Regions from separate parts of the Homo sapiens genome. Here region 2 is linked to region 1. Evidence: chromatin loops called from intact Hi-C (ENCODE). Cell type or tissue: HCT116. All regions are shown on one strand. Links, peaks and the distances in the headings refer to the core of each region. The heading gives the core; the rest is flanking DNA.

Region 1 (12,555 bases), core at 1,545-9,544:
TCCTGCAATCCCATAAACAACTGGTCTCCTCAGTGAAGTTGTGAGCTATATGAATGCAAAGCCAGGCCTTCTATGCCTGCCTCTTATGATGCTGGGCCCACAGTGAGTCACATCTGACTGCTGACCATGTCCCTGGCACTATGGATACCAGGAACATTGAGTGTTTACTGACGTCCCAAATGATTTTGCCAGATAAGGAAGTGGCCTGCATGGGTTGGGGGCACTCATTAACAACTTGGGCACGGGAACCTTTATCTCTTTTATATCTCACAGGCCTCCAGTGCCTAGAAAATGCCTAGTACCTAATAGGTGCTTAGTAACATTCTGATGCACAGTCAACTACTGAATCAGAACCTACTTTTTGGCCAGGTGCGGTGGCTCACACCTTTAATCCCAGCACTTTGGGAGGCCGAGACAGGTGGATCACAAGGTCAGGAGATCGAGACCATCCTGGCTAACACGGTGAAACCCTGTCTCTACTAAAAATACAAAAATTAGCCGGGCGTGGCAGCGTGCACCTGTAGCCCCAGCTGCTGGGGAGGCTGAGGCAGGAGAATGGCGTGAACCCGGGAGGCAGAGCTTGCAGTGAGCCGAGACGGCGCCACTGCGCTCCAGCCTGGGCAACAGAGCAAGACTCTGTCTCAAAAAGAAAAAAAAAAAAAAGAACCTACTTTTTCCAGGAGGCGAGTCCTGAGTTATGTTTTGGAGAAAGTGATAGTACAAAATTTGCAGAGAACAATATTCTAGGTAAAGGAATACTTCCAAGTTCAACATATATTTATTTACTCAAAGATTTTCTTTCTCTTTTTGAGACAGGGTCTCACTCTGTTGCCCAGGCTGGAGTGCACTGGCGGGATGACAGCTCATTGCAGCTTTGAATGCCTGGGCTCAAGTGATCCTCCCACCTCAGCCTCCTGAGGAGCTGGGATGCATCCACCACTACACCTGGCTAATTTTTTATTTTTTGTAGAGATGGGGGTCTTGCTAGTTTACCCAGGCTGGTCTTGAATTCCTAGTCTCAAGAAATCTTCCCACCTCAGCCGCTATTCAAAGATTTTCTGCGAACCTACTACATACTAGCCTCTAAACTAGCTTCTGGGAATACAAAGATGATTAAGACACTCCTTTCCTAGAAGAGACTCAGAATCTAAGGAGAGAACACACATGTAACCAAGAGTATCCACAAATGTGCCTGTGTTGTAACGGAAGGTTGGGTCAGATGTGAGGAACACAGAGCAGTCGGATGAAATGGAGCGCTGCCATTCTCGCCCCTCCTTCAGCCCCTCCTCTAGGACAGACCTCCAGCTAGGCTCTTCGCGGACACGTGCCAATGCTTCTGAGGCCTCGCTTTTCATCCAATCAGATTGTGCCCTTTGCAGTCAGTGTTCCCACTTCTTTGGGAGCCTGGTGGCAAACCTGCTTCATTATTGCTCTCACCAATGGATCCACCGTGGGGATGATGTTGACCCAGAATCCTGGAGGGTTTGGCAGATGGGCAAGGGTAGGTGTGATGGGAAAGAGTGTTCCATGCAGAGGGAAATGGAAACGCACAGAGACATGGAAAGACCTGCATGTTTGGGGAAAGTCAGGGAGGTGTGTGGCCAGGGAGGGCAGAGAATGAGCCTAAGGTGCAGGCAGGGAGTGGGGCGGGAAGGGTTTGTGAGCGGCTCTGGAGGCCATGGAACAGTTTCCAGCCTGGGATTGGCAGGCCAGGAGATGTGGGTTTTGGGAGGAGAACTTGGGCAGCCACATTGCAGGGGAAAGAAACCAGCCGGGAGGCTGCTGCAATGGCACGGGGTAATAAGGGGGCCCGTGTGGGAGCATCAGACATGGGAAGGACAGGGCTGGGTCTGGGGTGAGGGACAGGCTGGCGGAAGCACTGGATGCTCGCTTCTGCAAGTGGCCGGCAGGAAGCTGGCCTTTCCTCCCATCGGGGAGCATCTCCAGAGAAGACAGGACCCACCAGCCTCACTTTACCCCACCTTTGAGGTGAAGCTAAATGGCCCTGCCTTCCCTCTCCTCCTTCCCTTTCAGCCCCCACACGGAGCACTCCGTTTGTCAGGGCCTGGTCCCCCATCCCCCGTGTCCTGGCTTCCTCCCAGCTCAGGTCTTGTCTCTATCTGATTATTACAACGATCTCCTGGAGCAAGGACCCTACTCTGTCTTCTGCCCCAGGTGTGCCGTTAATGGTGGAAAACTTCAGGCTAGGTGCAGGGGAAGGGAGCCCCGGGGCTGGCCGGAGGGGCAGGTACGATCTAGAAGCCATTCTCAAATCCCCGTTGGTTCATTCACGTGTGAGACTGGATGGACTGTGCCTACCCCAGTTCCTATCCACATCATTTCTACAAAACCGAAAGCTCTTCCCTCCAAGGCCCAGATCAACCCAAAATATGGGAAGCCCAGGTTTGGTCCACAGTCACAAAAACTTCCCACTCACCAAGATGCAGTTTCCTGATGGAACAAGAGTTGATGAGATAGATAACGATCAGCTGGCACAGAATCTAGAGGCAGGTGGAGGTTATCTCAGGAGCCCAGAGAAAACGGAGGCAGTGGCTAGCCCAGTCCTGATGCATAATTTACCAGGCAACCAGGACCTGCTACTCTAGATGAAATTCCATCCTTCCCCTGCCCTCCCTCTCCTTGGGCACAGAAACGGTCCCAGGGACTAAAGCTGCCTCCACACTGGCCAGGCAGTTGCCTCAGTAACAGTGTCCAGCACCCCTTGTTTTGTCCCCCAGCCTGTCACAAAGCCCCTCTTCTTCCTGGGGAAGAGCACCAGGCCCTCTGCACCGGAGCCCACATCCTTGCAGCCTGGCACAATGGGCTCCCACGGAGTACACAGTGTTTCTTATTGTGGCATAAAATGCCATAAAGTCAGAACAAAGAGTGAGCCCAGGGCCTTGATGGGTCTGCTGCTTCCTGCCGCGCAGAGAATACAAGCGATTGTTTCAAAGCCAGTGGTGAGGCAAGTGGCCAATTAGCACGGCCTTCACCCCCACAGCCTGTAAATGTGATTCGGACCATCAGAATGGGATTCTGCTATTCAGATCAATTGCTCAAAGGAAGCGAGTCTGTTCTCGCTGCCAAATTTAGAAGCCCGAGACAGCAAAGGTGACCCAGGTTATGGCTGCAGCTCTCGTCAGGATGAGGCTGAGCCCTGCCAATGCTTAGCACTCACCCAGCCCTCAGCACCTCTGCCCATTTTCCTGCCCCTTTAAAGTGGTGTAAGGGATTCCTAGAACGTTGCTGCGACTAGGAGGTTATACATCTGTTCACAATCGTATTGGAAAAAACAATTCATTTCTCATTGTCTTCTTTCTTGTAGTTGTCAAGAAATTACCCACAACCCAGAACAGAGGAAAATGAAAGTAGGTTTTGGGGGCCAGTCCTGCCATTTTGAGGGTGTTTGCTAAATTACTCTTTTTCTGTGACTGTGTGGAACCAAATGCCATGGAAGGAAGGAATGACCACCACCCAGAGGCAAAAATAACCCCGCAAAGCTTGGGAAAGTCAGCCGCAGCAAACAATCAGGAAGGCGAGGCCAAGTTCACTGGATGCAGAGCAGATAAGAATTTTAATTCATCCTGAACGCAAGGAAAGGCGCCAACAAAGGGAAGAGGTTATCTTCCGGCATGAGATAAGATTTGTTCCTTTTCCTTGCTGGGATTCTCCAGCGTCCAGCACTTGGAGAGTTTGGGGGTTGGTTTTTTTACTGCCAGGATTCCTCTAGGAAAACCCTCCCCAAGCCCTGGCAGGGGCTGTCTGGCCCTTACCTGAAGGGACCACATTCACTCACAAGCTAGTGGCCTTGGTGGATTTGGGGTCTGCTGAATTCAGAGGTTGAACAAAGCAAACAGGTCTCCCAAGAAAGGGCCCTCAAAGCGGGCAAGACGGCTCTCTGCAAACAGGTTCGAGAAAAGCCTTCTCCCTGTTCCTTTTTCCATTAAAAAAAAAAAAAAACGACTGGAGAAAAACGTGCTTAATAAAGCAGGCGGGCTCGAAGTCAGACTCGGGAAGAACTTCATCAGGAGGCAGAATCAACACCGCAGTGAATCCAGCGGTGTGTGACAACTGGGTCCCCAGAGATTCTTCTGGGGGAAAATTTCACAACTGCCTGTCCAAAAGCCCTTAGAACAGTGGCTCCCACATGGGCTTTGCCATCAGAATCACCCGGGAACTCACCAAAAACTCGGTTTCCTGGGCCCCGCCCAGAGATTCCGCTTCAGGCGATGGGGTGGGGCCCTGGAATCGTGTTCACACCGGACCCAGGTGATCCTGACACAGCCGACTGCGGGGGTGCTTTTGAGAACTCCCAGTAGTCCTGCCTGGAAGGCGCGAACCAGCTCAAAGCTGCTCGGGGTGGGGCCCAGATTACGACCCTAGAGAAGCCAATTTATTATTCCGGGCACGCAGCCCTGCGAAGCCGAACTGACCATTTTCAGAGACCCGGAGAGGGCCCTGCTTTCCGCTCTTTTCCACAAAAGGAGCCCGGGAGCCCCAGCCCGGGCGCAACCGCGGGGTCTGGCCGATCCCAGCGCCCCCTCGCGCGGCCACCCCCGACCCCGGCCTCGCCCCCCCGGGCCTCCAGCCTCCGCAGCCGGGAAGGGCGCTGCGAGGTCTTTAAAAGACCTTTGTGTCGCGGGCGCACGCCGCACCTCCGGGGAAAACGCCCTGCGCCTCGGCCCCGCGGCTCCCCGCCGCCGCCCGCCCCGCGCGTCCCAGCCTCCGCCTCGGCGAGGGCCTCCCGCTCCGGAAGGGGCGCGACGGGGAGCCCGGCCTGGTTGCTGCGGCCCCGCGCTCCGTCCAGCCGCGGCCGGGAGGACAGGGCAGCAGGGTCCCGGCGCCGCGCCCAGGCGCCCCCTCCCCAGCCCCGCCCCGGAGACGCCTCGCTTTTCCCGGTCCGGGGAAACCTGCGGCGACCGGGCGCGCCCGCGTGGCTTCCGCTGGGCAGGGGCGACCCCTAGTGCCCAGGGCGAGCCGCGCCGAGCAGGACCGAGCCTTTCCCCGCACACCCTGGAGCCTGGGCTTGGGGCACCCTGGCCTTGAGCCCCGGCCCCAGGGAAGACCGACGTCTCCGGAGGGCAGAAGAACATCCCTAGGGTGGTGCTCCGAAAAGAGTCGCCACGGGAGGCAGGGAACCTGCCGCCCTTCCCTGCTGCTCCGAGGCAAATGGTCCCACAGAGGGAGCGACCCACACTCATTTGTCATCCTTCCTCCGGGAACTGGGACCCGCTGGAGGATCCACCCCATCACCAACCCTCCCCTGCCGCTCTCGGCCCCAAGGTGGAGACAGCCAGTTCTCCCCTGGAGGCCCAGGCCATCTCCACCTGCCCCCAGCTCAGCACACACCCCAGACACGGGTGGGCACAGCCGAGGCCGAGGAGAACCCAGCACAGAGGGACCATCCTGGGGTGCTGACCAGTCGCAGCCTTGGCCTGGCTTCCCGCCAGAGCCGTTCTCAAGACAAGAGCCAGGGTAGCCATTGGCAGAGCCATGGGCACCCAGCCTCCCCCATAGGCCACACTCCCTTGGTCCCCTGGCATCCTGGCATGACTCGCCTGGTTGGCAGCACTTTGTTAATATGGGTTGCCGGAGGTGAGTCACAGCTGTGACCTGCTGCCCTAGCTCGGTTGAGGTACACAGGAGGAAAAGAGGCAAAACATCAGGGCACACCAGGTAGCACAGAGAGGTGCCAGCCTCTTTGTGACTCTGTGGTGCCCATGCCAGCCTGCTGACCAGGCCCCCCTCCCTTGCACGTGAGAACCAAAGCCTCACACAAATGCCACAAGTGAAACCGAGGTTAGGGCAGCTGGGGAGAGTCCCTGGGTGTGCCCAGGAACCAGCACCAGGACAGCTGCTTCCCAGTGGCACAAATAACTTCCCAGTGTCACCAAGACAAGGGGTGGTGGGTCGGTAGTGGGGGCAATACCTCCTGCAGATATGCAAACAGATGAGGACAGGGGCAGGAACAGGGGCGGGTGTGAGGGCCCTTGGCCAAAGGCTGGGCCAGAGCACCTCCCCAAACACCCAGTCAAGGCTACTGGCTTTTGGAGAAAGCGCAGGATGGACGAGGGGATGGGGGCAGCTCAGGGGCTTGGGCTTCCTTGGGTAGAACTGAGAGGGTGAGAGGGTCCAGGTAGGATTGAGGGGATGTCAGTTGCTCCTGCTCCGTGCAACAGTTTCTTCCACAACAGGCAGAAACTTTCTTTCTTTTCTTTTTTCTTTTTTTATTTTTCTTTTTGAGATGGAGTCTCGCTCTGTCACCCAGGCTGAAGTGCAGTGGCACGATCTCGGCTCACTGCAGCCTCTGCCTCCCAAGTTCAAGCGATTCTCCTGCCTCAACCTCCTAAGCAGCTGGGATTACAGACACCCGCCACCACCCCTGGCTAATTTTTTGTATTTTAAGTAGAGATGGGGTTTTGCTATGTTGGCCAGGCTGGTCTCGAACTCCTGACCTCAAGTGATTCGCCGCCCCCCGCCCCCCGCCCCTTGGCCTTCCAAAGCGCTGGGATTACAGGCGTGAGCCACCACGCCTGGCTTAAACTGTTTCTAAATTGTCAGAGAGCATTCACTCAAGCCAAGGGGGAAAGAAACATATTGAGACAAGAGTTTCCCCGAAGAATAAAGGAGACCACCCACCCCCACCAACTCCACCTCCTCCACTGGGACTGCACTGCGTCCCAGTGCCTCTTGCTCTCCCTCCCTTTCCCCGTCCTATCACTTGTCCCTCTGCATCCAGCCATTGATTTCTGAAAGACTCCTGAAACACCTGGGTCCGTTCCCCCTTCCCTGCCAAATTAGGAAGCGGGGGTTCAAGTGGGGCCTTACCCTGAGAGGAAGCAATGGCCCCTGCAGCTATTCAGCCTGAAAACAAGTTCTGCACCAGGCTATGTGGGGACGTGGAGATGACCAAGATGCTGTCTTTGGGGGAAGCTGGTGTGGCTGAAACCCCAATGGGGCAGTCTGTGGATTCCCCGGCCCCAGACTGCAGGTCTCTGTTCCCCACACGGTTCCAGGCACTGTGGCCATGTGGGTGGCTGGGCCTCAGGGATGGGGTGGGAGAAGATGAAGCAGCAGTGCCGTGCCCCCTGTAACAGACCCACGGTCTGCTGCGGCCCTCCAGCCTGAAACACCTTCTTGCCTTCCAGATTCGGAGTTGGGAGATGGAAATGAAGGCAGCATTTCTCAAAGCCAGGTCGTCTAGCAAGGAAGCCAACTGTGGAGCTCGGCGGAGACCTCTCCCGCCAGCCCTTCTTTCTACGTCCCCAAGTGCCTCCCTCCCTCCTCCTCTTTACTGAAACTGAAACCAAAGCGTTCACAGTTAGATTTTCACCTCGTGCCACTCTCTTTTGGGGTCTGGCTTGAGCATCTATGGGCAGCCACAGCGACCAGTCTAGTCCCAGACAGCACAGGTCAAGCAGCGTGGGACTGTGGAGCCCCTGGCAGGCTGGCCTGGTGCTGCCCCCTTAGCCCAGAAGCCCTGCCAGGTCCAGTGGCCTGGGGTCCCACTGCTGAGGGCACCTGCCAGGCCTCACTCCACCCTGAATGGACTCGAGCCATGTATTCATTCAGTAAACTGACATTATTCTCCCAGCTTCGTTCATGTTTATTTCACTTGCCTTGGTCAGAGGCCAAGGGTCTCAAGCTGGAGGGAGAGGGAAGCACATGTCACAGCCCACATCTCACCTCTACTTCTCCCTTGCTCCCACCATCACTGGGGATGCTACATCCTGGGCCCCCATGGGCTGGGGCAGGCTGGATGGTGGCTGCCCCTGTAGGTACCCACTTAGGACCCAACTGGGGTGTGGACTCCACACTTTTTTTCCTGATTGCATCTTAGGGCCCAAAGACCAAGTCAGGACTTGGGGTGGAAGGTCAGAGGGTTAGTGAGAAAATTGTGTGTGCGAGTGTGTTTGAGTACGTGTGTGTGTGTGTGTGTTTTTGTTTAAAAAAAATTGTTTTTTAAGCCAAAAAACAATAAAAGAGCTGGACATGGTGGCTCACACCTGTAATCCCAGCACTTTGGGAAGCCGAGGAGGATGGATCACTTGAGGTCAGGAATTGGAGGCCAGCCTGGCCAACGTGGCAAAACCCTGTCTCTACTAAAAATACCAAAAAAAAAAAAAAAATTAGCTGGGCGTGGTGGTGGACATCTGTAGTCCCAGCTACTTGGGAGGCTGAGGCATGAGATTCACTTGAACCCCTGCAGTAAGCTGAGATCGCACCACTGCACTCCAGCCTGGGCAACAAAGCAAGACTCCACCTCAAAAATAAATAAATAAAAATAAAAGGGCCAGTTATGGTGGCTCATGCCTATAAGCTCAGCACTTTGGGAGGCCAAGGCAGGTAGACCGCTTGAGCCCAGAAGTTTGAAATCAGCCTGGGCCATAGCGAGACCCTGTCTCTACAAAAAAAATTTAAAAATTTGCCATGTGTAGTGGCATACCCTCGTGGGCCCAGCTACTCGGGAGGCTGAGGTAGGAGGATCGCACGAGCCTAGGGGGTCAAGGTTGCAGTGAGCCATGATCGCACCACTGTACTGCAGCCTTGTAGACAAGGCTACAAGACCCTGTCACAAATAATAATAATAATAATAAAAGATGGAGGGGACAAACTACGGTACATGCAAAAATGTTATGCTAAGTGAGAAAAGCCAGACACCAAACACTACATAGTATATGATTCATTTTACACAATTTCTAGAAAAGGCAAAACTAGAGAGACAGCAAGCAGATCAGTAGTTGCTGGGGGCTGGGAAAGGAGCAGGGATTGACTGCAAATAGGGTCCAGGGGACTATTGGGGGTGAGTGAGGTGTTATAAAGCTGCTTTGTGGCAATATTTACACAACTGGATAAATTTGCTAAAGCTCATTGCCTCTATAGATTTTCTAAAAAATGGAGGGAGGGACAGAGAAAGGGCAGAGAGAGGAGAACGAGAGAGAAAGATGAAATGAGGAGGCGGCACTTCTCCCCCCTGCCTTTAAGACTTCTCAGACTAGGAGAGGCCCCTGCTTCCCCGACTCACCCTCTCCTAGGGGTCTCAAAGGATGAGATTTTTGCGGCAAAGGGGTGCCCTGAGCTGAATTAAGGAGTCAATAGGGTTTTAGGAAGGCCAGGCTTGACTCACCTTAAAATCTGGTCCCACTCTTCCGATATGTTCCAGTTAAAGTGATGCAACTCTTGAAAACCAACCAGTAGGTTCGCTGGGCACAGTGGCTCACGCCTGTAATCCCAGCACTGGGAGGCAGAGGTGGGTGGATCACCTGAGGTCGGGAGTTCTAGACCAGCCTGACCAACATGGCGAAAACCCAACTCTACTAAACACAAAAAGAATTAGCCAGGCATAGTGGCACATGCCTGTAAACCCAGCTACTTGGGAGGCCGAGGCAAGAGAATTGCTTGAACCCAGGAGGCGGAGGTTGCAGTGAGCCGAGATTGCGCCATCGCACTCCAGCTTGGGCAACACAGCGAAACTCCATCTCAAAAAAAAAAAAAGAAAGAAAACCAGTAGTAGTTTCAACCAGGCAGCCTAGACCCAAGATCAAAGTTAAGAGCCATTCGAGTCGAAAATATCTCCATGATTTAAATAAAATTCCTAAAACCTCAAGTTCCTCCACTCACAAAAATGGCCTCAAACTCTATGAGAAAATGAGCCTTTTGAACTAAACTTTAAGGTTGACTAAAGATTTGTCCAGGATCCAGTACTGAGGAATGTATAAGAAGGGACAGTGCACGTCTAAAAATAAGTTTTTGTAGAGAGCGGAATGGAATTTGAGGTGGCCGTGTAAACATCCTGACAGCTTGAATCCACAGTAGGATGTGACAGTGTTTGAGGCAGCTGAGGAGACCATCACAGGTTTACATCAGAAAATCAGGTTTTTGAAAAACTGTACTCTTTTTTTTTTTTTTTTTTTTTTTTGAGATGGAGTCTCGCTCTGTCATCAGGCTGGAGTGCAGTGGCATGATCTCAGCTCACTGCAACCTCTGTCTCCTGGGTTCAAGCGATTCTCATGCCTCAGCCACCCGAGTAGCTGGGATTACAGGCATTCGCCACCATACCCAGCTAATTTTTGTGTTTTTAGTAGAGACAGGGTTTCACCATGTTGGCCAGGATGGTCTCGATCTCCTGACCTCATGATCCGCCCACCTCAGCCTCCCAAAGTGCTGGGATTACAGGCGTAAACCACGGCGCCCGGCCAAAACTGTTTCAGGGATTTACCCAACCAGGAATGCTTCCCATGAGGTCCAGGGTGGGGTAGACATTGAGGAGCTGGGGACTACCCACACTATCAATTTGATTTCCTGGCAGGAGTCTGCCTGCCATATGGGGCTTTTCATGGCTTGAGATTCCAAGAGGACAGCCTCATTTATTAAAAGGCAGTGATGAGGCCAGGTGCGGTGGCTCACGCCTATAGTCCTAGCACTTTGGGAGGCCGAGGTGGGCGGATCACTTGAGGTCAGGAGTTCATGACCAGCCTGGCCAACATGGTCAAACCTGGTCTCTACTAAAAATAAAAAAATAATTAGCCAAGCCTGGTGGAGGGTGCCTGTAGTCTCAGCTACTCAGGAGGCTGACGCAGGAGAATCGCTGAAGCCCGGGAGGCAGTGAGCTGAGATCGCGCCACTGCACTCCAGCCTGGGTGACAGAGCAAGACTCCGTCTCAGAAAAATAAAAAATAAAAATAAATAATGCTAAAATATAAAATAAAGCATCCCCAATGGTATAAATGTCTAATACGTCAACCGAGCCCCACTTTATTTCTATGCATTGTACCCCACAGCCCAGGAGACCCAGGTGTCCCTCCGCCACTGCTTTGGGAAGGGAGGCCGTGGAGGCTCAGAAGGAAAGAGGTCATTCTTAGCCCTCAAGTCTCAAAATAGCCCTAAAACTCTCCAGAGATGAGAGGTTGGGACAAAGTTCTTTAGTCCCCAGGCCTGACTACAAGATCTCGAGGGGCTCTCTGTAGCCCTGTTGCCCACCCCACAACACGTTTTCCAGTGCAGGGAGGAGAGGTGGCATGGCAAGTTCTTCACCTTTGTGCCTTAGCTTTCTCATCTGTAAGAGGGGGACAGTAGCACCTACCTTATGTTGTATTGGGAAGATTAAGTGAGTTAATACGTGTTAAGCAGTTAGAACAGGGCGTGTACATAGTAAATAATACCTATTTTGTTATTATCATTGTCATGGAGGAATAGTGGGTCAGAGGCAGTGTTCTGAGCCCCCTGCAGCCCCAGTATGAGGAAAGACACCATCCAAGGTTCCCCAAGTCCCTGAGGGAGATGCAGAAGGGCAGGACACCCCTGCATAAGCCAGCGGGGACATAAATGACCGGGAACCAGATGTCCCTCCCCCAGCTGTGAAACCTGGACGCTCCATAGGACCTTAGAGGCACCTGGAAATATAGGCGAAAATCCCAACTGCACTAGAAAACCTTAACTGACCAGGATTTCCCTGAAATGGCTATAACTAAAGCTCTGCCATCAGCCGATGCAAGGAGACAGTTAAGGTTCTGCACTCCTCACTGTGTGGCCTTGAACCTCAGCGCCCCCAGCGTGTCCACCTCCAGCAGGAAAGGCCTGCCCACCGCTCCTCCTCCTCCCCTTTCTCCAGCGCTGGCATCCCGCCTGCTTGTCTGGCCAAGGAAGGATTGAAATCTGTCCCTCAAATGGTGCTGGTTCTGGTGGGAGTGAAGCCTGCAGGCTTTCCCCGGGGCCTCTTGGCAGTCCCAGCCCCGAAGATAAAGAAAATCAGGCCTGTCCGGAACATCTCGGTACTTTCATCTGGTGCTGGTCTTTCACAGCCCCCTTCATTTCCCTGCTGTCCTTTGCCCGCCCTCCCTCCCTCCAGCCTGCCTTCCTCCGGGTCCTCCCTCAAGTCGCAATTCTTTGCCTTGTGCCTGCAATGGACTCAAGCCCTGGTGCTCGAGGCGGCTTGGCCGGGCTCAGGTGGCTCCGTTCCAGGAGAGCCATGTGGTGTGGCTGGCGGCTCCTCACCCCTGCGGCCTCACAGGGCTGCCCACTGGGCCAGGCCAGCTCTGCCAGCACACCTTCGAGGAGGCCATCTCTGGCGCGACAAGAAGCGGTTGAGAGAATGCTGTTCTCTGGAGAGCAGCCGCATTCTCCCATTCATTCACGGATCCAGGTGGCCAGAGCGGGGCGGGTTAACCCTGCAAGTGAAGGCTGGGCCTAGCGCCTGGCATACAGTGCTGATTGCCCAGGCCTGCCAGGATAGGCTTGGGGGCATCTGCCACCCAGCAAAGAGCCTGGTATGTAGAGGAGGTACTTGATGTATTGAAATGAAATGAGCAGAAAGGAAGGAGACTGCCACCAGGGCTATCCTGAGCCAGAGGGTGAGTGGCCGGCATCCAGAGCCTGCCTCCTGCCCCTTCAGAGAGATGCAGGAGCCTCCCTTAGTCATCTCTGGGCAGGCTTAGAACGAGGTCTAGGGGTAGCCTCCAGGCACCCGTGACGCTGTCTGAAATGCTTGCAGGTGGGTGCAGGGCCCTGGGGAGACTCGTCACCTGAGCAAGGCAGAGAGACGTGAGGAGAGCAGGC
Region 2 (12,555 bases), core at 2,688-10,687, 290 kb before region 1:
GTGATGAATTATAACAAAATAAAATGTTAACAGTAAACTGTAAGTAGTGGATATACATGCGATAACTAAAACTATTTAAAATGTAAATAACTGAGCTGTTAATGGCTTGGAGATGCTCCCCCACTTCTCCAGAGAACTGCCTTTGGCTAACTGGCACCATCTTGCCCAGAAAGCTTCATGCCTTACTACTTCTACCCTAGAGAGGTTCTCAGTCAATGACTAATTATTAATCATTGAGATACAAAAGACCAGCTTCCTTAATTCCAGGGGAGGGCAACTCTGTGGTATGATTTATGCTCCAAAACCGTCACCCATAACTTCTTATGTGTTCTTCCCCAAATACTTACCTCCAAAAGACATCTTATATACCTGATTGTCTTATCAGTTTCCCTACTAGAATATAAGCTCCAGGAGGGAAGAGAAGATGCCTGTTTAATTCATTGCTACAGCCCTGTAAATGGAAAATAATACTTGATACACAGGAAGTGCTAAATATTTGCTGAATTTATCAATTACATATTTTTGTTTGTATACCATTGTCCATATCAAATCCCTTATAAAGAAATCTGGTCTTGACCAGGCGCAGTGGCTTATACCTGTAATCTCAACACTTTGGGAGGTAGAGGCGGGCAGATCACTTGAGGTCAGCAGTTCAAGACCAGCCTGGCCAATGTGGTGAAACCCTGTCTCTACTAAAAAATACAAAAAAGTTAGCCGGGCATGCTGGCATGCACCTGTAGTCCCAGCTACTTGGGAGTCTGAAGCAGGAGAATCGCTTGAACCCGGATGGCAAAGGGTGCAGCGAGCTGCCAGAGGACTCCAGCCTGGGCAACAGAGGGAGACTCCATCTTGGAAAAAAAAAAAGAAAGAAAGAAAAAGAAAAAAAAAAAAGAAAAGAAAAGAAAAACGAAAAGGAAACCTGGTCTTATTAATCTTTTTAACCACAACACCTAGTTCATGGTAGGCTCTCAACATTTCTTGAATGAGTAAATAAACTGAGCAAAGACACAATTCATCAGATTTACTGACTTAGTAAAGAAGGGGCATAATAAAAGTAAGTTTCATTGAGCGAGAAATGATTTTAAATCAACCAGAACAATGAGGACTACCTAGAATGAATGTGTACCAGGGAATCAAGAAAAGGCATGAAAATTGTAGGAATAGTTCAAAATTTTATCTGAGGGAAAACCAAGAATATTCTAGGCTTACTTAGAACTTCTAACTCAAACTCTGATTATTTACACATAGTTGTTCAAAGTTTTGAAAGGAAAAAAATGAGTGCAGATTATCATTATCATAAAAACAGCAACTTATTACTTAAAATTTACTAAGAGTCAAAAAAAGACCAGGAGAACATACTTAAGTTGATTTAGGTAAAATATTTTGGTGGGTGGCATAAATTATAGTGATGGCTACTTCTTGAAGATATAGAGGGTTTTTTTTTTTTTTTTTTGCTAGTTCTAAAACTTTTTTAATTACTTCAATATATAGAAAAGTAAAACATAAAGCTACTCATCTCATAGTTACATTTTGATTAAATGATTTTCCTCAAGTTAACATACCAATAGAAAACTGATCATAATAAAATATTAATATAGAAATTCCACAAATTGAAGCTAAGTGGGAGAAGGCAGTTTGGTCTAATTGACACTAATGTAAATCTAAATTTTACCCTGCTTTTCCAAATTTTGCATCCAAATTTTAAGATGTTCACTCTCTCAGGAGGAATCATCAGATACATCCCTGGCAAGTGAAATATCTGGACAGGAAAATAACAAGCCATTGACAGGCCCCCAATCATTTCTAATTTTCTTACACTTAGCTGATTTGAACATTATGTTATCTACATGGTCCCTAAGCTTTTATGTTTGTGACACTCATTCTAAACCATTCAGGAGAAGTAATGACTTCTTAATGGTCCACTAAGGCTGGAGACTCAACAACCTATTTCAATGTCTTCTTCTGCTATATTATTAACAGGCAATCAATTTTCATTTTCAATGTTCATCCCTCCTGTATATTTAAAGCCCTTTTCTTATCCTGTTGTTTAAAAAAAGTAAAACATCCCATGCATAAAAATGTTTATGTAATTAATAATGTAATCAAATTAACTATTAAGTACTTCTGTACTATTTTGATGATCATGACATCCTGTTAATATTTCCATTCTAATGCCAGCTTTTTATTTTAACTTATTGTAGATTCAAGGGGACATGGGCAGATTTGTTTTCTTGGTAAAATGCGTGTGACAGGGTTTGGCGTACAGATTTTGTCACTCAGGTAATAAACACAGTATCTAATAGGTAATTTTTTGATCCTCACCTTCCACACCCCTCCATCCTCAAGTAGGCCCTGGTGTGTGTTCTTCCTTTCTTTGTGTCCATGCGTGCTCAGTGTTTAGCTCCCACTTGTCAGAACATAAAGTAATTGTTTTCTGTTCCTGCATTAGTGTGCTTAGGATAATGGCCTCCAGCTCCTCTGTCCATGTTGCTGCAAAGGACATGATCTCATTCTTTTATGCCTGCATAGTATTACATGGTGCATATATACATTTTCTTTATCCAGTCTACCGCTGATGAGCATTTAGGTTGATTTCATGATGTTGCTATTGTGAACAGAGCTATGATGAACATCCAAGCACATGCGTTTTTGGTAGAACAATTTACATTGCTTTGGGCATATACCAGGGATGTCCAATCTTTTGGCTTTCCCGGGCCACAGTGGAAGAAGAATTATCTTAGGCCACACATAAAACACATTGATGCTAATAATAGTTGATTAGCTAAAAAAAAAAAAGTTACAAAAAAAATCTCATAATGTTTTAAGAAAGCTTACAAATTTGTGTTGGTTATCTAAGTCTCTAAGTAATTTGTTTTATGAATTTGGGTGCCCCTGTGTTGGGTGCACATACGTTTAAAATAGTTAGGTCTTCCTGTTGAACTGAATCCTTTGCCATTATGTAATGCCTTTTTGTCTCTTTTGACCATTGTTGGTTTAAAGTCTGTGTATTAGGCTGTTCTTGCACTACTATAAATACCTGAGTCTAGGTAATTTATAAGAAAAGAGGTTTAATTGGCTTGCAGTTCTGCAGGCTGTACAGGAAGCACAGCTCCACCACCTGCTTCTGGGGAGGCCTCAGGAAGCTTTTACTCATGGCAGGTGAAGCAGGAGCAGCCACATGAAGTGGCCAGAGCAGGAGTGAGAGACAGTGTGTGTTGGGGGGAGGTGCCACAGACTTTCAAATGACCACATCTCTCAAGAGCTGACTCACTACTGTAAAGGTAGCACCAAGACATGAGGGATCTGCTCCCATGACCCAAATACCTCCCACAAGGCCCTGCCGCACTTCCAGCATTGGGGATTACCATTTAACATGAAATTTGGGCAGGGGCAAATATCCAAACTATATCAGTCTGCTTTGTCTGAAATTAGAATAGGAATCCCTGCTTTCTTCTGTTTACAATTTGCTTGATGGATTTTTCTCCATCCCTTTACTTTGACTCTATGTGTGTTGATATTGATATATGTGGATTTGATCCTGTCATTATGTTATTAGCTGGTTATGATGCAGACTTGACTGTATAGCTGCTTTACAGTGTCAACTGTCTATGTACTTAAGTGTGTTTTTTGTGGTGGCCAGTAATGGTCTTTCTTTTCCATATTTAGCACTCCCTTGAGGACCTCTTGTAAGGCAGGTCTGATGGTAATGAATTCCCTTGGCAATTGCTTATCTGCAAAGGATCTTATTTCTCCTTCACTTATGAAGCTTAGTTTGGCTACATAGGAAATGTTTGGTTAGAATTTCTTTTCTTTAAGAATGCTGAATATAGGCCCTCAATCTGTTCTTGCTTGTAGAATTTCTGCTGAAAGGTCTGCTGTTAACCAGGGTTCCCTTTTTAAGTGACCCACCCCTTCTTTCTAGCTGCCTTTAACATTTTTTTCTTTCAGTTCAACCTTGGAGGATCTGATGATTATGTGTCTTGGGGATATTCATCTCACATGGATTTTCTGCATTTCCTGATTTGAATGTTGCCCTCTCTAGTGAGGTCGGGGGAATTTTCATGGATGACATTCTCAAATATGTTGTCCAAGTTGCTTGCTTTCTCTCCCTCTTTTTCAGGGATGCCAGTGAGTCATAAATTTGATCTCTTTACACAACCCCATATTTCTCAGAGATTCTGTTCATTCTTCTTTATTGGTTTTTCTTTATTTTTGTCTGAGTTATTTCAGAGAACTGGTCTTCTAGCTCTGAGATTCATTCCTCAGCTTGGTTGATTCTGCTGTTAATATTTGCAATTGTATTATGAAATTATTGAAGTGAGTTTTTCAGCTCTATGCAATCACTCTGGATCTTAAAATGGCCATTTCATCTTTCAGCTCCTGTTTCATTTTACAGTATTCCCTATATTCCTGGTATTGGGTTTTGACTTTCTCCTGAATCTCAATGATCTTCATTTCTAACCATGTTCTGAATTCTCTGTCATCTCAGCCTGTTTGCCAGCTTTTTAAAAAATATCTTTTTCTATATCTACTTCCTGCTTAAATGGTTTTATATTACTTTTATTCTCATTTTTGGTTTTGTGGTGGATTGGCTTATTCTTATTTTTGACCTGGTTTCCAGTCTGAGAAACAAGTTTCTTGACATTAGAACTATGCCAAATAAATAAATTATACCATTAAAATGCTTTAATAGTTTAAAGATTGAAGAAAATATTTTAAATAGTAAGAAAATTGAAAATAATGTAAAGTAATACATTAAGATATTGTCTTAAAGTCTCTAATTATAAAAATATGACCACAAACTGATCCAAATGATGAACTAAGTATTATCTTTCCAGTCAATCCATACAATCTCCTTTTATGATTTTCTCCACAATAATAATTTGGATATGACCTTCAGAGTCCTTTTGAATACAAATCTGTTCATATAATTATAAAAAGTAAGCTACATATATTTAAAGTAAATGCTATCCATTTTCTAGCATTTGTCAACATAGAGCTTCTCCTCTGAGAAATTTCTGCAGGAGAATACAACACACACACACTAATGCATTTAATAAACACTTCCAATAACTTTTTAAACATTACAGATAAGATGCAGGGTTAATAATGCACACGATGAAAATATTGGTGGTGCACAGCTGTAGTCCCAGCTACTCAGGAAGCTGAGAGGCAGGAGAACTGCTTGAGACCACAAGTTCAAAGTTACAGTGAACTATGATCACACCACTGCACGCCAGCCTGGGTGACAGAAAGAGAGTGAGACTCTGTCCTTTTTTTCTCTTTAAAAAAAAAAAAAAAAAAAGAGGCTGGGTGTGGTGGTTCACACCTGTAATCCCAGCACTTTGGGAGGCTATGGCGGGCAGATCACCTGAGGTCAGGAGTTTGAGACCAGCCTGGCCAACACGGTGAAACCCCATCTATACTAAAAATACAAAAAATTAGCCAGACGTGGTGGTGCGCACTTGTAATCGCAGCTACTTGGGAGGCTGAGGCAAGAGAATCACTTGAACCTGGGAGGCAGAGGTTGCAGTGAACCCAGATCACGCCACTGCACTCCAGCCTGGGCAACAAGAGCGGAACTCCATCTCAAAAAAAAACAAAGAAAAAGAAAAGAAAATTTAGTGAATATCTGCTGAAAGCATGAGAGGCTCTAAAAAATACAATCACAAATAATCTCAAAAAAAACGAAGAGAGAAATAGAGAAGAATGGAAGAACTCAAAAGAGCATGTATTTAATCATACTGGGAGAAGTAAACAACCAATGACAAATGCAATAGTGTTCTTAAAAGAAAAACTTCAGCCAAATTAAATTTAAACGAGTTTAATTGAGCAATGAACGATTCACAAATTGGGCAGCTCCCAGAATCACACCAGATTCAGGGAGACTCCAAGGATGCTTCATGGTTAGAACAAATTTATAGACAAAAAAAAAAGGGAAGTGACGGACAGAAATCGACTGTGAGGTACAGAAACAGCTGCACTGGTTACAGGTTGGCATTTGCCTTATTTGAACACACAGCAGTCTATGAGTGGTTGAAACATGGCTGCTGGGATTTGCTAAGACTCCGCTATTGCTACAGGCGCGTACTCCTAAGTGAGGTTTTTAATCTTGTCTGCCTATTAAGCTGGGTTACAGTTTGTCCACAAGGACTCAAATATAGAAGTACGGAGTCCTTCTCAGGCCATATTTAGTTTGCTTGAACAGTGTGAATGATGAGAATACTAGACAGAAACACAAATCTAGCATGAATTTGAGGCTTCTGGAAAACGTAAAAACTCTGTTTCAAAAAAAGTTATATACAGTAATAGGATCAAGCCAATACAAGAAAGACAAATCATTTGTCCACCATCTGGAAATTGCATGTTTTTTCCTCTGTGAAAGGCATGCTGAAGGACTAATAATTATCAAGAAAGGCCTTCTTTAAGTGTTGACTGAGATAAATTGCTAGATGCCTCAGATATATTCTAGGACATAACTTTGGAAGTTCTTATAATTACAGCAGTGCTATCACTGTTCATTGTGGTCTTGAACTCCTGGCTCAAAGGATCCTTCCATCTCAGCCTCGGAGTAGCTAGGACTACCGGCGCACACCACTATGCCCAGCTGATAATCTTTGATAATTTCCCTAAAAGCAAAATTTTGAACTGCACTGAAGAGCTTCAAATTATGCAATCTCTTTCAAGACTGGAGGGCAAAGGAAGGAAATGGGACAATTAACAAAGAAGTCTTGAGAAAGGGAAGTAACTGATGATGGGTTCCACAGTCAGCCTTGTATGTAGTACAAGCACTGCTTCAATTATGAATCCTCATTTTTGCAATACTTATTATCAGGTCATGTACTGCTTTCTCTTTCTACCCCTTCAAAGCTCTTTCATACAGCACCTAAACTGCCAGGGCCATCTGGTGGCCAATACTGGGAGCTAGCTGACCCAGTGTTTCTTTACCTCAACACCCTCCACCAACCTTGTTCCCCATTAGACTAAATTGCCTAACTTCTGAATTTCAACTAAGTCAAGTATTTTATAAAATATCTTATCAAATATTTCCAGATAGATTTACAACTGAGTTCTCAATCCACCCGATTCTGGATCCTTACATTATGAGCTAAGAATTACTATGTCCCTTGTTCGTCCACTCCAAACCAACTACAACTGTCAACACTATCTAAGCCACTGCAGGCTGGCCTTCCCAGGAAACAATGTGAGCCAGCCAGACAAGATAACAGGATTTATAAAAGGTCTTGAAAAGAACGGCTTTATTATTCTACAATGCATGTAAACTGTAAAAGAAAGAAAAAAATCCAAAGAAAATGGAAACATGATGGATTTATCTAAAAGTGACGTAATAATGAAATAAGTGATAACCGTTTCATCCTTCTTCAGTTTTCTTATTGCTTTGCCCAAAGTATTGCATCATCTTTCAAGAAGATATAAAAGAAATATGACACATCAGCTTTGTAGCCTTTGTTAAAGCTCTTCATTTAACACAGTAAACAATACAAGAATTTTCATTTTCTACCCAAAATGTCAAAGAGAAGAATATTTCCAGAGGAAGATGTATCACAATTATTTTATCAGAAGAAGAATGCAAAAAGACAGATGGCAGTACTCCAGATTCTATTGATAAAGGTGAAATTAATCATCTAAGGGAAATCTCAGACTATGAGTCTTCAGATGACCATACCCTAGATTAATTTTCTCAAACTCAAGAACTGGTAAGTGAATCCTAGGAATACAAGGTTGGTTCAGCATATGAAAATCAATGTAATATACCAAATTAGTAACAGACAAAAACTTTAATAATTACCTCCATAGACACAGAAAAAGCATCTGACAAAAGGCAACACCCTTTCATGATTAAAAAAGAAATACTCAACATACTAGAAATAGAAAGAAACATCCTCAGTCTGATAAATGGCATCTATAAAAAGCCTGAGGCTAACATCATGCTTAATTCTGAAAAACTGAACACTTTCCTCCTAAGTTGGACAAGAAAAAATCATCCATTTAACTAGCCTGACAAACATGGCAAAACCCCATCTCTACTAAAAATACAAAAAAAAAAAAAAATGAGCCAGGTGTGGTGGTGCATGCCTGTAATCCCAGATACTCAGGAGGCTGAGGCAGGAGAATCGCTTGAACCCAGGAACCCAGGAGGCAGAGGGTGCAGTGAGCTGAGAATGCGCCACTGCACTCCAGCCTGGGTGGCAGAGTGAGACTTTGTCTCAAAAAAAAAAAAAATTCTACTTACCACTTCTATACACCATTGTACTTGAAGTTCTATTCAGGGCAATTAGGCAGAAAAAGAAATAAAAGGCATCCAAATTAGAAAGGAAGAAATAATAACTCAGTCTCTATTCACAAATGACATGACCTCATATGTAGAAAATCCTAAAGAATACACCAAAAAACTATTAGAGCTAATAAATGAATTCAGCAAATTGGCAGGACACAAGATACACATTAAAAAATCAGTTGTATTTTTTTTTTCTTTTGAGACAGGCTCTCACTCATCCAGGCTGCAGTGCGTGGCATGAGCATGGCTCACTGATGCCTTAAACTCCTGGGCTCAAATAATCCTCTTGCCTCAGCTTCCACAGCAGCTGGGACTACAGGCACATGCTAACACATCTAATTTTTTTTTATTTTTCTTTTGCAGAGACGGGGTCTTGCTATGTTGACCAGGCTGGTTTCAAACTCCTGGCCTCAAACAATCCTCCTGCCTCAGCCTCCCAAATTCCTGGGATTACAGGCATGAGCCACTATGTCTGGCCTGAAAAATTAGTTGTATTTCTTTAGACTATCAATGAACAATCCAAAAATGAAATAAAAAATACATTTACAATAACATCAAAAAGAATAAAAAATTGTTATTAACAAAAGTATAAAACTTGTACACTGAAAATTATAAAACATCACTGAAAGAAATTAAGGAAGACCTAATTAAATGGAAAGACATCCATGTCCATGGATTGAAAGACTTAATGGTAAGATGGCAATAGTCTCCAAATTGATCTGTAGATTCAACAAAATACTTAACAAACTCCCAGCTACTTTCCTTTCAGAAATTGAGAAAGTGATCTAAAAACTAATGTGGAAACGGCAAGGGACCCAGAATAGCCAAAACTTAAAAAGCAAGAACAAAATCAAACCAAGTCAATAGAGGTTCCCCAAAGGTGACCACATTCTAACTTCTGGAATTTGTGAATGTTACCTTACATGGCAAAGGGACTCTGAAGATGTGATTAAGTTGAGGACCTTAAAATAGGGAGATTTTCCTGAATTTTACCCAGGCAGACCCAATGTAGTCACAAATGTCATTAAAAAATGGAAAAGGGAAGTAGAAGCATCAGAAGAGGAGATGTGATGACCAAAGTAGACATCAGAGCAATGTAGCCACAAGCCAAGTAACGCAGATGGCCTCCAGAAGCTGGAAAAGGTAAAAAACAGATTCTCTCCCAGAGTCTCCAGACGGAACACAGGTATGCCAAAACATTAGTTTTTGCCCCATAAAAAACTCATTTCAAACTTCTGACTTCCAGAACTGTAAGAAGTATTAAAATAGTACATTTGTGTTGTTTTAAGCCACTAAATTTGTGGAAATTTGTTACAGCAGCAATAGGAAACAAATTATAATAGTAGCCAACATGTATAACATAGTTACATATGTCATATGTTACAGAAGCATATAACAATGTCTCAAGTGTCTATAAAAGCATGAAGAGTTGTCACACTATTAATGTGGTGATCCAAATGCTATGTTGCTATTTAAGAATCATTTACTGTATTATATGTATCTTTTTATATGTAAGAGTAAAGTTCTCAGTTCTCAATAAAAACACCTGAATTTTTTATTTGGCACTGAAATGACTCTACACTTTTTCTTACAGTAAGTTATTCCATATCATTTAACAAATCAGTGAAACAAAAAATACTGGACTAATAGTATACTCATTATGACAAAAAGACACTTTATACATTGATCAAAAATTTATACCATGTCTGAAGAGTTCAGAGGACAGCAGAATCTCACAACATATCACATAAGAACTATTACACTGGGATGGGCCATGGCTATGCAAGGGATACAGAAACATAAATCTTATACTCAATCTTGTCTATGCAACCCTAAAGGTTTCTAGTTAGATTGCTATAGGGAAAGATAAGCGCATACAATCATCCTTGGGTATCTGCTGGGGATTCATTTTAAGACAGCCCCACACTTGCCCCATACACTCACCCTATGGATACCAAAATCTGCAGATGCTTAAGTCTATTACGTAAAATGATACAGTGTTTGCACATAACCTATGCACATCCTCCTGTATACCTTAAATCATCTCTAGATTCTTATAACACCTAATAATGTAAATGCTATGTAAATACGTATCTATATTTGCATTATTTATCTACTTATTTTTAATATTTTTGATCCATGGTTGGCAGACACAGAACCCCACACACAAAGGGTCAAACCTGGCATGAAACAACACAAGAAACCGTGCGTAAAACTCCCCTCCACCACTCCACCCATCCAGACATTAAGAAGTGCTTTCAATAAATGAGATGAAAATCAAGGCTTTAGGGTCCTAGTCAGTCTCCTCTGGTCTTTAATTCCTCTCTCTCTCAACTGGAATCCTGGATTCATCATTTCACTTGTTTTTGCTCTAGATTCTTATAACCATAATACAATGTATATGTTATGTAAATACTTATACTATATTTATTTGTATTATCTACTTAGCTTTTTTTGTTTGTTTTTTTGTTTTTTTTTTTTTTGAGACGGAGTCTCGCTCTGTCACCCAGGCTGGAGTGCAGTGGCGTGATCTTGGCTCACTGCAAGCTCCGCCTCCCAGGTTCACGGCATTCTCCTGCCTCAGCCTCCCGAGAAGTTGGGACCTACGGGCCCCCGCCACCACACCCGGCTAATTTTTTTGTATTTTTAGTAGAGACGGGGTTTCGTCGTGTTAGCCATGATGGTCTCGATCTCCTGACCTCATGATCCGCCCGTCTTGGCCTCCCAAAGTGCTGGGATTACAGGCATGAGCCACCCTGCCCGGCCTATCTACTTAGTTTTAATACTTTTGATCCATGGCTGGCAGACACAGAACCCACACACGCAGAGGGTCAAACTTGGCATGCAACAGCACAAGAAAACATGCATAAAACATGCATAAAATTCATCATTTCATTTGTTTTTTTAATATTATTTTGTATTTACTAATTTTTCCCACAAGAAAATGATCTGTCATTTCAATCACTCTCCCACCAAACCCCCAAACTCCCTTGCCCCTTTGCTCTCTGATTCCACATAAAATACAAATCAAAATTCAAGCTGATTCCAACTATACCAAGGCGGCTGAACACTGTTAAAAAAAGTCATATTAGTTAGTGATATACCAAATATGTCAGAAATCTATGCTTGCAAATCTCAACTGACCCTTTTCACCTCTTAGCAATCTACTGCTTTTTTAGTCAGTTCCCTGTGAACATTCTCTGACCTCATTTCTTTGCATCACTCTCAACCCATATTTTCAGCTTCCATAACACAAAGAAAAATACATGCCATAAAAATTATCAGAAAGAACTCTGTCAACTACCCACCAACAAACCTACAGACCTAAGCCCATTAACACACACCCTCTCCTCCTATTAAAATAGACATATTCCTTTTTCTCTCTGAGGTCAAATTATCTACCTTTGCTCTGTATCCCACTCCCACTCATTCACCCAGGAACCTCTTATATTTTGACTTCTATATTTTGAAACTCATCCTTTAATAGCTATTTCTATCAGCATTTCAAGATGCTCCCGTCTTTAAAAAATAAAAATCATGGTAGGGCACAGTGACTCACACCTGTAATTCCAGCACTTTGGGGGTCCAAGGTGGGAAGATCACTCGAGCTAGGAGTTCAAGACCAGCCTGGGCAACATAGGGAGAGCTGATCTCTACAGAAAATTTTAAAAAAAAAACATTAGCCAGCAATGATGGTACATGCCTGCAGTCCCAGTTACTTGGGAGGCTGAGGTGGGAGGATTGCTTATGCCTGAGGTCAAGGCTGCAGTGAGCTCTGTTCGTGTCACTGCACTCCAGCCTGGGTGACAGAATGAGACTCTCTCAATAATTAATTAATTCCTTTTTCAGTGTCCTCTCCTCCTAGTTCATCCATTGCCTTTGCTGTCATCTATCATCTGGATAACCAAATTTCACTCCAGGCCTCTCATATGAACAACCCTCCTCTGGTATTTTCTAGCCCAGTAAATTAGTATCATCGCTAAGTTGCTCAACCATCCTTTATTAGTTTTTACTCACCAAACTTCTCTAACCAAAAAGCATGCCTTGGCCGGGTGCAGTGGCTCATGCCTGTAATCCCAGCACTTTGGGAGGCCGAGACAGGCGGATCACGAGGTCAGGAGTTCAAGAGCAGACCAGACTGACCAAGACGGTGAAACCCCATCTCTACTAAAAATACAAAAAAAATTAGCCAGGTGTGGCGGTGCGCACCTGTAGTCCCAGCTACTCAGGAGGCTGAGGCAGAAGAATCACTTGAA

The links. A loop is a pair of places that touch in the nucleus more often than their neighbours do. Peaks named below come from ENCODE experiments on the same cell type or tissue, not always from the same donor. Only the 100,000 strongest peaks of a DNase experiment are listed, where the experiment ranks them.
Region 2: it touches region 1 in a loop (10-fold over the local background); 2 of 110 quality-filtered maps call a loop at or near these places.

Annotation. Positions count from the first base shown.
Region 1 is chr17:62,696,352-62,708,906 of GRCh38, reverse strand. It overlaps MARCHF10 (membrane associated ring-CH-type finger 10), which reads left to right. Exons shown (of 11, transcript NM_152598.4): 10 at 3,326-3,368; 11 at 7,149-7,593. The coding sequence ends at 7,204. MARCHF10-AS1 (MARCHF10 antisense RNA 1) reads right to left here and starts at 2,701. Exons shown (of 3, transcript NR_147886.1): 1 at 2,438-2,701; 2 at 1,300-1,475. RefSeq lists an enhancer at 2,582-3,373 and silencers at 4,236-4,462, 4,641-5,050. In HCT116, for the core only: a CTCF peak has its summit at 4,989 (motif pointing left); a DNase peak (open chromatin) is centred at 5,583; H3K4me3 peaks cover 2,101 bases; H3K27ac peaks cover 1,374 bases.
Region 2 is chr17:62,989,867-63,002,421 of GRCh38, reverse strand. All of the region lies in intron 1 of TANC2 (tetratricopeptide repeat, ankyrin repeat and coiled-coil containing 2), which reads right to left. Among named protein-coding and RNA genes, the nearest start is that of TANC2, 30 kb to the right of the region's middle. In HCT116, for the core only: a CTCF peak has its summit at 6,916 (motif pointing left); a DNase peak (open chromatin) is centred at 6,881.